Regions from separate parts of the Homo sapiens genome. Here region 1 is linked to region 2. A link is a contact called in ENCODE Hi-C data. All regions are on one chromosome and are shown on one strand. Each heading gives the region's core, a stretch centred on a gene start or an enhancer-like site at or near the end of the contact. The rest is flanking DNA. Distances are from core to core; before and after follow the strand shown. Region 1 holds the start of UPRT (uracil phosphoribosyltransferase homolog). Region 2 holds the start of PJA1 (praja ring finger ubiquitin ligase 1).

Region 1 (4,242 bases), core at 271-2,770, 6.1 Mb before region 2:
AATGTATGGGTGCATGTGGAAGAGAGGAAAAACTGCAAGCAGAGAAACAGTATTATTACAATAGTGTAAGACAAGGTTTCTAGAGTCTGGTTTAGGGAGTGGCATCTGTCATTCAGTAGCCATTTTTAAAAGATCAAGGCATGTCCCCCCAACCCCTGCCACTAAAAAAGGGGTGTTTTGATATGCTGCTCATTTAAAGTGCTGCCAATAAAGAAAATAGCTGTAGTTCATCATGGTACATATTTCCCTGGAGAAAACCCATTTACAACGTAGGTTTAGAAATTTCAAAATTACATTTTAACATGAAGTTCTGGCTACATTGGTTTGTGGGATTAGGAAGGGCCAAAGGCTCCTTTAGGCTCCCTTTGATCCATTAACTATGTTCTGTGAGTTTACAGTGAAAAATGATAAGAGTTGGACGATAAGCTTTCATGTGATCAAGTAAACCTGAACTCCAAGACTAAAAGACCTTGTTTGCAGTAGCAAATACTAAAGGGTCAGGGCCTGAATAGAATTTCCTTGAAATTGCTTTATTTCTATTTATGAACCTGAGGTGATTGGTGGTAGTGCATAACCTTGGATAGTAACCATTTCTGGGTTATAGGTTTACCATGTGGACAAGCACTGCCCACATAGTATAGGGGAGTTTACCTGCCTGGAATGGCCAAGGAGTTGTCTTTCCTGGGAGAGACAAAGAGCCCAGAGGCTACCTAAAGTCTTCCTCCCCACCCAAAGTGATGTTAGACACCGGAACTTGGAAAGAGAAGGTTGGCGTTCGAGTTACACGACACACACACACACACACACACACACACACACACACACACACCAAATAAAAGGTCTTACCCCAATCTCCAAAGTTTGCCAAGGCCAAGAACACTGTCTCTTAGCCCTTTTACTTCCAATCCCCGCCCACAGCCTGCAAGACCCTCCACTTCCCTTTCCCCTTCCGCTCTTGGCTTACTTGTCACGGATGATGGTCTGTAGCTCCCGTATCTGATCATTCATAGGCAGCAGCTTAAGCTGCGCCCCGATCTGCCGGGAGAGTTCGCAGTCCTCTAGGAAGGAGTTGCCAGCTGGTGCGTCATAGCTGCTACTGTCACCACTACCACTGTTGCCCTCTGAGTTGAGGCTGGAGCCGCCGCAGGCCCCAGAGTCCAGCTCGGCCGGCAGGCTAGAATGGGCGTACCCCGTGAGGAGAATCACCTTGGCCCTGGAGGCTCTGTTTCCCCCTGCGTGGTCCAGGATCAGATCGCCAGGTCGCAGCTGCTCGGGACTTGGGGTTGAGGCAGAGTTTACTTGCTGGTTGTGACAGGGCATGGAGTCCGGACACTGTAACTCCGTGGCCATACACCGGGCCCCGGGCTATCCCCGCTGCTACTGAACACTAAAGATAAAGAGGAACGGGTAGAAAGGACAGATGCTCACGTGCTCTCTCGGTTGCTCCCGCCTCCTCAGAACATCTAACCCTGGCTGTCCTTTCACCCCTAGGCCGCTGTTGGTTTCCTTTAGCACACTTTGGCTCACTCCCGCCCACACCAGACGTACTGCCTGCCTAGACACCCTATTGGCTGCACTCCCCGCCACTCTGCGGCGCCACTGCTTGTTAACCCTTTGAGTCACCCTTGCTACGTGGGTTCCCACAGGTAGCTAAGCCCCCGCAGCGAGGCCAAGGATGCCAGCTTGAAGGATCTTCCGGGGGCCCCTGGGGCTTCTGCATTCAGAACTTTGGGTGATTAGTAGAGCCAGGAAAAACTGGGGGTGGCAGGTGATGATACACAGTTACACACGTAAGGCCCATGTTTTCAGACTTTGTGACCTAGCAGAGAAATTATATCTCAGTAACCGCATCTTCAGTTAGCTTGTCTGCATAACAGAAGGAAGAAGTAAAAAAATGCCTAGCAGGCTGCTGAAGAGGCTGTCCTCTACTAGACTGTTCTAGAAACTGCAGCTTCCCAAGTATGCTTGACCGCCAAAGCTTTTCTTATCTTTATTGGTTGGGCCCCACAGTGTACACGTTGTCATGGGGACTCAGGCGGCATTTCAGATCCACTATCATTTTGAATCTTTAAAGTACTTGGAAAGACGCTTATTTTTAAGTGTATGGACTCACTATAACGGCCTGAGGTAAGAGTGTCTAGGGCAGTACTTTTCAAACATCAGTATGTACCACAATAATTGTAGAGCTTGTTAAAATGCAGGTTCTTACGGCTCATTTTTGAGATTGTGATTCTGTAGATCCGAGATGGGATACAAGAATCTTTTTTTTTTTTTAACTTTTAAGTTCAGGGATATATGTGCAGGTTTGTTACATAGGTTAACTTCTGTCATGGGGGCTTGTTGTAAAGATTATTTCATCGCCCAGGTATTAAGCCTAGTACCCACTAGTTGTCTTTCCTGATCCTCTCCCTTCTCACACCATGCACTCTGCAGTAGGCTCCAGTGTGTGTTGTTCCCCACTATGTGTCCATGTGTTCTCATCATTTAGCTCCCACTTATAAGTGAGAACATGCAGCATTTGGTTTTCTGTTCTTGTGTTAGTTTGCTAAGGATAATAGGCTCCAGCTCCATCCATGTCCCTGCAAAGGACATGATCTCATTATTTTTTATGGTTGCATAGTATTCCATGGTGTATATGTACCACATTTTCTTTATCCATTCTATCATTAATGGGTAGTTAGGTTGATTCCATGTCTTTGTTATTGTAAATAGTGCTGGAGTTAACATATGTGTGCATGTGTCTTTAATAAAACAATAATTTATGTTCCTTTGGGTATATACCCAGTAATGGGATTGCTGAGTTGAATGGTATTTCTGTCCTTCCTTTTTTTAACATGCCTATACAGATTTTTTTATAATTTTTTTTTTATTTCCATAGGTTATTGGGGAACAGGTGCTGTTTGGTTAGATGAGTAAGTTCTTTAGTGGTGATTTGAGAGATTTTGGTGCATCCATCACTCGAGCAGTATACACTGTACCCTATTTGTAGTCTTTTATCTCTCAAGCCCTTCCCACCCTTTTCCTCCAAGACCCCAAAGTTCATTGTATCATTCATATGCCTTTGTATCCATCATAGCTAAGCTCCCACTTATGAGTGAGAACATACAATGTTTGGTTTTCCATTCCTGAGTTACTTCACTTAGAATATTAGTCTCCAATCTCATCCAGGTCGCTGCAAAAGCCATTAATTCATTCCTTTTTATGGCTGAGTAGTATTCCATATATATATACATATATATATATACACATATATATATGTGTATATATATATATACATATATATGTATATATACACATATATATACACATATATATGTGTATATATATATATATCTCACAGCTTCTTTATCCACTCATTGATTGATGGACATTTGGGTTGGTTCCACGTTTTTGCAATTGCGAATTATGCTGCTATAAACATGCGTGTGCAACTATCTTTTCTGTATAATGACTTCTTTTCCTCTGGGTAGATACCCAGTAATGGGATTGCTGGATGAAATGGTAGTTCTACTTTTAGTTCTTTAAGGAATCTCCACACTGTTTCCATTAGTTGACATTCCTACCAGCAGTGTAGCAGTGTTCCCTGTTTGCCACATCCATGCCAACATCTACTATTTTTTAATTTCTTTGATTATGGCCATTCTTGCAAGAGTAAGGTGGTATTAAATTGTGGTTTTAATTTGCATCTCTCTGATAATTAGTGATGTTGAGCATTTTTTAATACATTTCTTGGCCATTTGTATATCTTCTTTTGAGAATTGTCTATTCATGTCCTTAGCCCACTTTTTGATGGGATTGTTTGTTTTTGTCTTTCTGATTTGAGTTCCTCGTACATCCTGGATATTAGTCCTTTGTCAGATGTATAGATTGTGAAGATTTTCTCCCACTGTATGGGTTGTCTGTTTACTCTGCTGACTGTTCCTTTTGCTGTGCAAAAGCTCTTTAGTTTAATTAAGTCCCAGCTATTTATCTTTGTTTTTATTGCATTTGCTTTTGTGTTCCTGGTCATGAAATCTTTGGCTAAGCCAATGTCTATAAGGGTTTTTCCAAAGTTATCTTCTAGAATTTTTATAGTTTCAGGTCTTAGATTTCAGTCCTTAATCCATCTTGAGTTGATTTTTGTATGAGGTGAGAGATGAGGATCCAGTTTCATTCTCCTACATGTGGTTAGCCAATTATTCCAGCACCATTAGTTGAAAAGGGTGTCCTCTCCCCACTTTATATTTTTGTTTGCTTTGTCGA
Region 2 (3,803 bases), core at 435-2,934:
GCAATCCTCCTGCCTTGGTCTCCCAAAGTGCTGCGATTACAGGTGTCAACCACCATGTCTGTACATGAGCCACCATGCAACATGTTTAAATAAATTTAAACAATTTATTTGTTGAGGAGAATTAAAGTTGTTTGCATTATCTTGCTACACTCCTATTCACATATCTTTCTCCATTTGTGTGTCTCAATAGAACACACAATAGAGCAATTGACTAGAAGTAGAATTGCTAGATGAAAATGTATCTCCATTAAAAAATTTGATAGTTTCAGATTTCTCACCAATGAAGTTCTATTATTGTTATTATTATCATCATCATTTTGAGATGGCATCTTGCTTGGTTGTCCAGGCTGGAGTGCAGTGGCGTGATCTTCACTCACTTCAGCCTCAACCTCCTGGGCTCACACAATCCTCCTGCTTCAGCCTCCTAAGTAGTTGGGACTACAGGCACACACCACCAGCTTGTCATATCTTTCTCAGTGAATAAAGCAACCTGTTTTGTTCTCTTTAGTTCTTTTTACTTTGAGTTCTCGATGTTTAGGATATTGATATTGTTACGAGTTTGTTTCCTCCTTCCTTTCCTTCCTTTTTTTTTTTTTTGCTTCTTTCCTTCCCTCATTCCCTCTCTCCCTTTTTTCTGCTAGTATTTTACTCTCATATATTTTTTATTCCTATTTCTGCTTTAGGTGAAACTCACATAAATAGAATATAACTTAGCTTTTAAAAACAAAATGCTCAAAATAAGAGTTTGGTTTTTATTAGGAGATGTTAACCCATAATGCATGCTGATATATTTGGATTCCTGCATTTTTGTTTTCTTTTTGCATCCTTTTTTTTGTACCCCCCCAGCAACATTTCTTGACCTTTGTTAAGAATGAGTTTTTCTCTTTGTTCCACATATTATTACTTTAATGGTTTGAAAGTTATACATTTTATTTCTATTATGTTGTTACCCCTAAGATTTTTGTTCTATTATGCATTTTGTTTCCAGTAAGAACAAAACTTTGCTACTGTTGTGAACATGGGAAATGTTTACATTGGCTGTAAATACTAGAGTTCCATTATAAAGCGCAATTTAAAGACTTCAGAATTCAGTAAAATGGTATAAATCCAAAAGGCGTAACTACAATATTTTTAACTGCAATGCAATAACAGAATATGAACCTGTGTTGTGTCCTATGATCTCTTGGACAGAGAAGCTTGGTTTTGTGATTAGCAGCAACAAATTCAACATAAACAGCTTCAATTTGCTTTAACCATCAGGTTAAAAAAAATTTAAGCTTACTGCAACCCTAAATATGGTTTCACAGTTTTAATACTTTCGGTACAACCATAACACGTAACATAGGATGTGATGTAGTAACGTAATTACTCTCACATTGGACTTAATCAGAAAGAATTTGCAGATTTTATTTTATTTATTAAAAAACCAGAAGGCAATATAGCTAAATGTTTAACATTAGTTAAAGCTGGGTGTTTGTGACATTTTTCGCTGTCCTTTTCTGTATCCTTGACGATTTCATCATTTAAGATGAAATAATGCTTTCGGGCCCACCCTGATTTGTGGAGAGCAGCTGCCGCCCCCGCCACATCAAGGAGGCGGGCTCCAGCTGACTTCACAATCACTTCCGCCGCCGCAGTCGCCGCCCGCCCCGCTGCTGTCTGGCGGGGGAGGAGCTCGGGACCGGGAGCAGCGGCTCTGGCGGTCGTGGCGGTCGGAGATCCGAGAGCTCTGCTTCTCTGAAAAGCGTGTGGCTTTCTGGACTTGGTGAGTGAAAGGCTGATTGTTTCCTCGATTCATCCGGGCGCTGGCGGTGGCGCGAGTGGCCGGGCGCGGGGCGAGTGGCCGGGCACGGGGGCGAGGATTTTGGGGGGTTCCTGGGAACTGCTTTTCAGGTTCGCCCCTCGGGAAGGGGTGGGGCGGACGCGGGACCTGACTGCAGAGTGAGGCCCATGTCCTCCATCGGCCTGTTCTGGGGCCACATCTTCCGCTGCCGGAACCCCTTTGGTGTGGCGCGGTCCCCACTCGAGTGGCTTTCATCGCTATTGGGAGGGCAGTGGTGGTCGCGGCCCTCTCCCACTTCTCCCTGCCTCTCCTCCCCTCTCCTTCCTTCTTCCCTCCTCGGCCCCTTTGCGGAGCACTCCGTGGCCTTTCTTCCCATATTTTGCTGTTGTTTTGCCAAATGGTAAATGGTTAAGATTTTTAGGTAAAAATACTGTTCCCAGGGAAAAAATTGGAAGGAAAAAATAATTATTCTCAGGGAAAACTAGACCCACGCACGCCCTTTTCTTTCATTTTCCCTCTCCCCTGCCACATCGGTTGGGGTCTCCCGTTTGAGCTGATGGCCTTTTCCCACCTCTTTTTATGACATTGCGTCCCCCCTACCCCCCACCCCCCGTGTGTCGCGAGCACGCGCCCCCGCACAGAAGCCTTCCATTGCAGCCCCCTCCTTGCCCCTCCATCCTCAAGGTTCCAGTGCTTCCCCTCCCCCGCGCATGCGCAGGCACACGCAGCACACACCCTCTCACACACCCTCACACCCTCACACCCTCCCATGCCTTCCCCCTCCTCTATCCGCCTACCACATACACACCTCTAGCACCGGCCCCCTCCCTGCTCGGCCTCTGCGTGCTCTCGCGAACACATGCCTATTCACACACCCCCTCCGGCTGCCCTCCTTCTTCCTTCCTGTCATATACACACATAAGGACATCCTTCTATCGCTGGCCAGTGACATACATATGTAGCCACATGTGCTCATTCATACCCCCTTCTCAAATGCTCTCCTCTATTGCTCTGTCTGCCACGTGTGTCAGACACAGCTCTCTTTTGCTGGTCCCTGAGGTGCACACACTCGCACTCACATAAATCCTTCTACGGGGACACAACCTGCCTCCCTGCTTGCCATATCCACACAGGCAGGCATCATTCTTTGATTGCCTGCCTCTGTTCCATCCACCTCAAGCACATCCCTCTCCAGTGCTGCGCACCCCCCACCCCCGCTTCCATTTGTGCCTGCTGCATTTGCTCACACTGACATTTCTCCATTGTTGCCTCCCATTTTGACTAACATACACACACACAAACTCTCAGACACTCCTCTCCATTGCCAACCATACACTCCTCTGCCTGTGACATACGCATAAACATGGGCATCCTTCTGTAGTTTCAGCTGCCTCACATACAGCTACACACACAAACACCTTCCCTTTCCTCATACATACACGCACCCCTCTCCTCCAAAGCCACCCCACCCATGCCTGTCATTTTCATACCCACATCCAGAATGGGTCTCATTCTAACACTCATACCCTTTCCCCCTACAAACGTAAACATCCCTCTGTTGCAGGATTACTGGTCCCCTTCCACCTGTCCCTCTCCTCTTGATAGACAGACACATAGGCACTCGTGCACACACGGCGATCTGTATTTTCCACTCTATTCCAATTTGCATTTCTCCTGTATGTCTGCAGCACTCAGAAAAATGCAGACACCCCATAAAAAAAACTATAGCAGTCTTTCCTTTCCCCACGTTGCACAATTCCACAGTACTTCACCCACCTTCCAAGCGTCCAGTCACCCCCCAACCTTCCGTCAGATTCTCCTCTAAGTCTGGCTTTCCTGCAAACCCAGTCTTGTAATCATTTTGCCAACATTAAAAATGTGTTCCAGGTCTACACCTGACAGTCACTGGAATGCTACTCCAGGCCTTAGAAGAAAGTGAAACTAATTTTAAAGGCCCCTTATTCTTTCTGTTACCTGCCTGCTGAAGTGAAAATAAATCTCCCTGCTCCTTTATTCTAAA

The links. Hi-C counts contacts between places; a loop is a spot of excess contacts on that map. Pooled maps may share reads with other maps.
Region 1: a loop to region 2 is called in a pooled map, with 20 times the contacts of the local background. The contact joins the promoter of UPRT here to the promoter of PJA1 in region 2. A Hi-C loop is called at or near these places in 8 of 50 pooled maps.

Annotation. Positions count from the first base shown.
Region 1 is chrX:75,271,363-75,275,604 of GRCh38, reverse strand. It overlaps UPRT (uracil phosphoribosyltransferase homolog), which reads right to left and starts at 1,520. Exons shown (of 7, transcript NM_145052.4): 1 at 965-1,520. The coding sequence starts at 1,350. It overlaps LOC124905200 (a long non-coding RNA gene), which reads left to right and starts at 1,569. Exons shown (of 4, transcript XR_007068269.1): 1 at 1,569-2,127. RefSeq lists enhancers at 1,140-1,349, 1,510-1,559, 1,580-1,629.
Region 2 is chrX:69,163,334-69,167,136 of GRCh38, reverse strand. It overlaps PJA1 (praja ring finger ubiquitin ligase 1), which reads left to right and starts at 1,684. Exons shown (of 2, transcript NM_001032396.4): 1 at 1,684-1,765.